2 separate regions of the Homo sapiens genome follow, and region 2 is linked to region 1. A link is an interaction called in ENCODE POLR2A ChIA-PET data of the cell type or tissue named here. Cell type or tissue: MCF 10A. All regions are shown on one strand.

The links. ChIA-PET counts read pairs that join two places held together with the same protein. Peaks named below come from ENCODE experiments on the same cell type or tissue, not always from the same donor. Only the 100,000 strongest peaks of a DNase experiment are listed, where the experiment ranks them.
Region 2: POLR2A ChIA-PET joins it to region 1 with 5 read pairs; 4 of 35 experiments call an interaction of 5 or more read pairs at or near these places.

What each region holds. Positions count from the first base shown.
Region 1 is chr2:159,136,136-159,140,135 of GRCh38, reverse strand. TANC1 (tetratricopeptide repeat, ankyrin repeat and coiled-coil containing 1) reads right to left here. Exons shown (of 27, transcript NM_033394.3): 5 at 3,838-3,942. Among named protein-coding and RNA genes, the nearest start is that of MIR6888, 49 kb to the left of the region's middle. RefSeq lists an enhancer at 262-431. In MCF 10A, no CTCF peak of the experiment used is centred here; DNase peaks (open chromatin) are centred at 395 and 2,305.
Region 2 is chr2:158,988,135-158,992,134 of GRCh38, reverse strand. All of the region lies in intron 1 of TANC1 (tetratricopeptide repeat, ankyrin repeat and coiled-coil containing 1), which reads right to left. Among named protein-coding and RNA genes, the nearest start is that of TANC1, 21 kb to the right of the region's middle. RefSeq lists an enhancer at 290-389. In MCF 10A, no CTCF peak of the experiment used is centred here; DNase peaks (open chromatin) are centred at 1,124 and 1,554.

The DNA of each region.
Region 1 (4,000 bases):
TCCTCCCACCTCAGCATCCTGAGTAGCTGGGACCAGAGAGGTGCACTGCTATATCTGGCTAATTTTTTGACTTTTTGTTGATATGAGGCCTTGCTACATTGTCCAGGCTGGTATCAAACTCCTAGGCTCAAGCAATTCTCCTGCCTTGGCCTCCCAAAGTGCTGGGATTATAAGGGCGAGCCACCACACCCAGCCCCTTTATGCTTTATACCTCTTTAATCCTCTATACCTGTCTGACCATCTAAAATGGTAATAAAAAACATAAGGTATCAAAATATTTACTTAAGCATATAACTAAAGACCCTCTCCTCCCAGAAGATAGTTTCACATTGAATTATTCTGCTCTTTCATATGTGTTAGCTTTATTTGCTTAGTCAGACTGCCAGGAAAAAAGTTTCGTCACTGACTGACATGAAGATATCATTTAAAAAAAGTTTCATCATATTTTGAGATTGATCTTCACAGAGCAATGACTTATGAGACTAAAAACTTTCTAGCCCCTCCTCAAAACTTGCCCTAGTAGCTAGAAATATATTAATGCAAACCTAAATAAATTATGGTTACCCCTAAATCAAAGAAATAAAGCGTGGATCCTGTTATAACAATCATCTCTAATTTATCTGAAGGTTTTTTTTCCCTTAACGCAGATATTGTTTGTGGGTAAATGAGCTTTCCCCTAAACGATATGTTGATTTAGCAATAGGAAGCTTACTCATTAAGAACTTATTCTACCTGACACACAGCTTATTAGGACCATTTGACATGAAAATGGGCTTTGTATTTTGTTTGATGATTTTATTAAGTCATCCGTTTTTCCTAGAGTAGAAAATGCTGTGTTTCAAATATATTTAAACATACTAAGATAGAATGTTTTTTCCTAAAGATGTTTCCAGGTGAGTGCAAACTCCTTCCTTTCCTTCCTTTCTTTTTTAAAGAGACAAGGTCTCACTATGCTGCTCAGGCTGTTCTCAAACTCCCAGTCTCAAGCAATCCTCCCACCTCGGCCCCCTGAATCACTGGAATTACAGGTGTGAGCTACAGTCCCCAGCTTGCAAGCTTTAAGAAACAAGTTATTTGCTTACAAAAAAAAATTCATCTTCTTACATCATCGAACCCACACTTCCCAGAAGGCTAAAACGTGCATCACACATAAATGCAATTACTTATAAATAAGCAAATTCAAAATGTTCTTTGGTTTGTTTTCCTTTGATTTAAAATCCAAACAGAGAGCTAAGAATCAAGAGTTGATGGAGCTACATGACCAAAGCAAAAGTGAGGCAGGAAAGTATTTCAAGCATTTAGGAATAACCTGCTATTTCACGAGTCCATGGGAAATTTCAAAAGCACTTCACAAAGAGCTGTTTTCAGTGGAGTCTGTTAGTCTGGTGAATACTGGCATGCTATTATTGACAGCACCCAGAAAAGCGTCTTAGAAACTTAAACAAGAATGTCCAAGGGAAATATAGATAACAGAAGACCACATTTTAAAGTAAAACTTAAGTGATGATGCTGATATTAAACCCTAAAAATGAGGGTTTGCCCATCATGTATCTGTACACACCTGGGTTAACACTCAAACTCAATTAGTTTTAGTCGGCTCTATCATTTCCTTTGGGTTCAGTGATCTGGATAAAATTTACACTTTGACATGGCAGACTTAATTAACCCCATTGAAATTTAAGGGACTCCATGGGGATTACAAAACATACCATTCTATACTAATTGTCCTGTTCGACTTTGTTAGGCAGCCACCTCTCCTCATCAACCAAGAGAAAGCTCACCCTGCTGCGGCATCCACCAACATCATGGCTATCTTCAGGCAAGACCATGCACCCACAGACGTGAACTACACCTGCTCCCGAGACACTTAACAAAAATGAAAACATACCCTGCTTCTTAATTTCAGGCGAAACCGAAATGTCTGGTCCTGTATTTGTAGCCCATAGATCTCATAACTTTGGTCCCCATGAAGACTAAAGATGCCGAATCAGAAAGCTCAGGTCTCAGGAGTGAGCACACATGCAAACTTCAGGCCACTCCAGCAAGACCAATTGCTGCATTTGAAATTTAGCTCAGCCCACAGCCAAGCATAAGAACACTTCCATTCGTCAAGAAAGGTGGCCAATTCTGCTTTGAGCAAGGGAGAAAAGTTAACAATAGGAACTATTTATAACCTTTTATTGCCTAATAAAAATCCAAATTTTCTACCCCCACTCCCACACCAGGAGGAGGAGGTCCCAATCCCTGTACAGAACCTTAACGATACTCCCAGCCAGGGAGGAAGAGGTTACATAATGGAGCCTAGGCCAGCCAAAATGCCAGGGGCATAATTGACCAGGGCTACAAAGGCTTTGGTGGGTGGGGAAGAAGGGAAGAGGTAGGTAGCAGGCTTAATCTGAGCCAGGCAGACAGCTTAGACATTTGATGACTGATATTCACTACAGAGAGAGAGATTTTACTTTCCTTTCAGGACACCGAGGAGAGAGAGAACAGACTGCCTGCCCACGTGAACGCACAATCAAGAGAGGCCTCATGTACCAGCAGTTGGCTATCCTAACCAGACACCACAGTGGAATCTCCACCTTCACCAGCAACATTCGGTGTGCACAAATCCTCAGCTCAAATCCTCTTCCCTCAACCACACAATGAGTGCCTGGACAGAAAGGAAAAGGGTGGCATTTCTCATGCCAAGACACCTGCAATAGCACCTCTTGCCTGCCCAGAGTGCCCAGTGCCTGGCCCCATCTTTTCCCCATGTCCCAAACTCCCCTTCCCTTCCCAGTTTTCAGCTTTTGCTGATCCTTCCTCACAGCTCATTTTTAGCTATATTTTTACCACCACTCCAGTATATTGTCTTCCCATGTCCTACTTATTACCCACTCCCTGCCATACAGCACCAGCAACACAAAAGGCACACACAGGTTAGGACATAAAGGGTCTGTATCTCCCACCACCCACAATTAGGCAGAGGAAGGTGCCAGATATGCCAAAGTAAAAATATGGTTGAGTTCTCTTTCAGCATTGCTACATAAACTTTTGTCCACACTGAGGATAAAGCAAGCCCCTTTACATACAGCAAGATTCCTAGTCCCATGTTTCTGCAGAAAAACAGGGTGGAAATTCAAAACACCCAAATTAAAGGCAAGAGAGATGTGAGTTGGGGACTCCCCAGAAAGGAACAAACAGGAAAATTCTTGAATTGATTTTTTAAAATAAACAACTATGAATATATCTGTTAAATGCTGCAAATTTGTAATGTCACACATATTTCCAGGTATAAAATACATATACATATAAAATGTCTTTAAAAATATTTCCATCAATTTGGTTTTTTTTTTTTTTTTTTTGCTCCTACTTCAACATCCCCTAAAGAAAAACTTCAGATGTTAAAAAAAGCAGCCTTCAAAAGACACCAAATGCTTTTTTTAAAGCTAGCAATTACATGCTTTGTCCAGTTAAGGTTTCAGCTTTTCAGCCAAAGCCTGTTGTTGAATTTTCTCAAGCAGTAGAATATTAAAAACAAAACAAAATCTTGGAAGCAATCTACTGGGTGACGCTTCCTATCCTCCAAGACCTGGTAGGTCAAAATTCAGAGGAAATAGGACTCAATCCTTAAATAATGCATATGTACCCACTTAACTATTTATACGCCAGGTATACAATTTCCAAGAATTTGCGTTAGCCAAACAGATCTCTGTAACTGCTGGAGGGGAAAATACCTCCCAAATACATTCTCAGCAAAGCAGTACTGCAAGGACACTCAAGTTTCATTCAGAAATGAAGTGTCATTGTATAAAATCTTTGGTAGAGGGGGAAGGAAATCACTGAAATTCTTACCATGCTCATCAGGCTCTGTTGGCTTGGCTACTTCTCTGAATGGCATTATAACTGCATCTCCAGGCACTCTGGGGCTTTCCACATACTTGGGCTTCCTGACGGGACCTGTAGTGGGAAAGATCTGAGTGTGGCTAATTTTTTCCAGATGCAAACAAAGCCTTGG
Region 2 (4,000 bases), 150 kb after region 1:
TGTCTCAGCCTCCCAAAGTGCTGGGATTACAGACATGAGCCACCACACCCAGCCTAAACGTGTATTACTCTTTTCTCTCGCTTTCCAAACTTTACATAACATCACTTAACATTTATAATTCTTAAAATATTTTAATTGATGTGAGAGCACAGATGGAAGAGTGATTAATTTTGACTGAAATAATGTATGTGAAAGGTGAAAACTCTAAAAACCCCCATGAATGAATGCTGTTATTGTCAGAGCATGAAATAATCTAGCATTATGCATAATACTATGACACTGTAGTAGCACAGGTTATTTTTATGTTCTGCCACTTGGTTTCCAGCTCACCTGAAAATGTATAGTGTTAGTCATTTCTTTACAATATTTTCTTTCTTTCTTTCTTTTTTGAGACAGAGTCTCACTCTGTCGCCCAGGCTGGAGTGCAGTGGTGCGATATCAGCTCACTGCAAGCTCCGCCTCCCAGGTTCACGCCATTCTCCCGCCTCAGCCTCCCAGGACTACAGGCCCCCGCCACCACGCCTGGCTAATTTTTTTGTATTTTTAGTAGAGATGGGGTTTCATCATGTTAGCCAGGATGGTCTCAATCTCCTGACCTCGTGATCCACCCACCTCGGCCTCCCAAAGTGCTGGGATTACAGACGTGAGCCACCCTCCCCAGCCTCTTATATATACTTCTAAAGATACTCTATGCATATATATTTTTTGTTAAATAATATTCTTGGAAAATTTTCCTTAAGAGCACACATAAACCTACCTCATTCTTTTAACATCTGCATTCCACTCTATCGTATGGATGTACCAAAATTTACTTAATCAGACCGTGCACTGTAAAAATGCATGAGTATGTTATTAACACTATTTATATATTATTTTTCCTTGTATTTTTATTTTCTTTCCTAGCAAATTCTACATCTTCCTATCAAAACAGGAAATTTACATGTAAGTATTATTAATCAGTAACAGTGTATTTTAATCCCTAAACTACCTCTGATCTCTAGCCCTGCTGTTTTTTCTACTTTTTTTTTTTTTTTTTTTTTTTTGACACAGGATCTGGCTCTGTCACCCAGGTTGGAGTGCAGTGGCGCAATCTCAGCTCACCACAACCTCCACCTCGCTGGCTCAAGCAATCCTCCCAGGCTCAAGCAATCCTCCCACCTCAGCCTCCTCACTAGCTGGGACTGGAGCCGCCCGCCACCATGCCCATATAATTTTTGTATTTTTTGTAGAGACGAGGGTTTGCCATGTTGCCCAGGCTGTTCTCAAACTCCTGAGCTCAAGCAATCCGCCCACCCTGGCCTCCCAAAGAGCTGGGATTACAGGTGTGAGCCACAGCACTCAGCCCATAACCCTGAATTCTTCAGCAAGGTACACAAGGCCCACCAGCAAGTTCACACTCACCAGGCTCTCTAGGCTCATTTCCTAGGAATTCCTACTTCACACTGTTCCATCCAGCCAACCCCCAACTGCATGTAGTCCTCCTAAATACTCCATCCATTGCTCATGCTGTTGCTTTGGCTACAACCCATCCCACCTTGCTTGCTTAAGTGAATTCTTACTCAATCCCTCAAGACAGGGCTTAGGCATAACCTCCTCCCAGAAGGCTCTCCCAACCCTCCAGGCAGAGGAAATGCTCCTGTGCTCTGCTCCAGCCTCAACCTGGGTCTTGGCACTTAACCTCCTCAGGATGAATTCATGTGTCAGCCTAGCCCATTAGATTTTAAGTTCCTCCAGGATAGAAACCACATCTTATTCATCAAACTGCCTACAGTTTGATACAATTTAGTTCCTGCTGAATCAAACAAGAAGGGAACTTCTGAACATCTATTATGTGCTAGGAGCTACTCTAAAAGTACTGTACAAACATTATTTCTCACCTTGTAAAATGATCCCCATTTTGGCCGGGTGCTGTGGCTCACGCCTGTAATCCCAGCACTTTGGGAGGCTGAGGCGGGCAGATCACGAGGTCAGGCGGGCAGATCACGAGGTCAGGAGTGCAAGACCAGCCTGGCCAACATAGTGAAACCCCATCTCTACTAAAAATACAAAAAATTAGCCAGGCGTGGTGGCAGGGGCCTGTAACCCCAGCTACTCAGGAGGCTGAGGCAGGAGAATCGCTTGAACCCGGGAGGTGGAGGTTGCAGTGAACCGAGATTGTATCACTGCACACCAGCCCCTGTGACAGTGCGAGAATCCGTCTCCAAAAAAAAAAAAAATCCCCATTTTACAGATGAAGAAACTAAGGCCGTGAAGAAATTTATCCAAGGGCATTAGAGGAGGGCTGGAATTTGAAACCAAGTCTACTTTACTCCAGAATCACTGATCTTTCCATTATGCTATTCTGATGCATGTTTTGATGCTGAAAGCTAAGTCAAACATGCAGTCCTAAGGGACTTGACATCTTCATAATTATTATGGATACTCTAAGGGCACGACAGTCTCCCAAAAAGTCAGTCAAAAGCAATCTAAAATGTAGAACCAAACTGGCCGAAAACAAAAAAGATTCTTTTTTTTTTTTTTTTTTTGAGACTGAGTCTTGCTCTGTTGCCTAAGCTGGAATGCAGTGGCACAATCATAGCTCAGTGCAGCCTCGATCTTGCAGGCTCAAGTGATTCTCCCACCTCAGCCTTCCAAGTGGCTGGGACTATAGGCATGAGCCACCACGTTCAGCTGATTTTTTTTTTTAACTTTTAGTAGAGATGAGGTCTCACTACGTTGCCAGGCTGCTCTCAAACTCCTGAGCTCAAGCAATCCTCCCACCTCAGCCTCCCACAGTGCTGGGACTGCAGGCGTGAGCCACTGTGCCTGGCCTGAATTGCTAAACTTAAATGCCTGTTCCCAAATCATGGTGGAGCCAGGTGAGATCCCAAAGTACTGAAATTATAGGCATGAGCGACCTTGCCCAGCACCCCCCAAAAAAGTATTATAAACAAGCAAATTCTGCCAACAGCATCCACAAATCTGCATTTAGCATCCTCAGGGGGTATCTTTGAGGGGCCATTCAAAATGAACTAGACGTGCAGTCTCAGCAGCTGCAATAGTGAGGCTTATTTCCCCCAGTGTGCTCTCCCTGTGAACACTGTCAGTTATGGTCCACATTTCTCTCCCCACCCTGCAACTCCACAGTCCCCATATCACTCATTAAAACTGACCTTTGGACCAGGACCCCTAAAGGATCTACAAAATGACCAATTTTAGTCAGATACAGTCGCCCCAGGAAATGCCTATTAGGAAGCCGATAGTGAGAGTGGGCAAGGAGTGGGTGAGGAGGGCAGCACCGCAGGAGGTGGCAGGGGTCCAGTCGACCTGCCATGAGACCTGGAGGTAGGTACAGAGCCTCACCTGCAAAAACCCCATGAGGTAGGAAGAAAGAATGCCTGCTCTCTCTTAAGGCCTTCAAGAGGGCTGAATTAGACTAGCACTTAGCACAGAGCCTGGCATAGAGTGGGGGCTCAATTGGCTCCTGTTAAGTGACTGAGTAAACCAACCAGTGAGCAAGCCAACTTTCTCCTGTGTCCTCCCCAACACGATGGGGACTAAGGAAAAGAAGCTGGGAGCTGGGAAGCCCTGTCATTGCAACAGGAAGTAGTAACGGCATTTAGCAAAGGTGGAGGGGAAAATAAAGGAAGATGCTCCTCTCTCCCACACATCGGAAAAATGAACTAATCAGCAGCAAGCAGTTAATGAACCCAAATCTTGCTCCCGGGAGAGAAAGTAAAAATTATCCCAAGGGTAACAAGATACCAACAAAAAAGACACACAAGCTGAAAACAAAACGAAAACACTTTTTCTTTTTTTTTTTTTTTTTTGGGACAGGGTCTTGCCTGTCACCCAGGCTGGAGTACAGTGGCCCGATCTCAGCTCACTGCAACCTCCACCTCCCGGGGTTCAAGCAAGTCTCTCGGCCTCAGCCTCCTGAGTAGCTGGGATTACAGGCGCCCACCACCACGACCGGCTAATTTTTGTACTTTTTAATAGAGACGGGGGTTTCACCATGTTG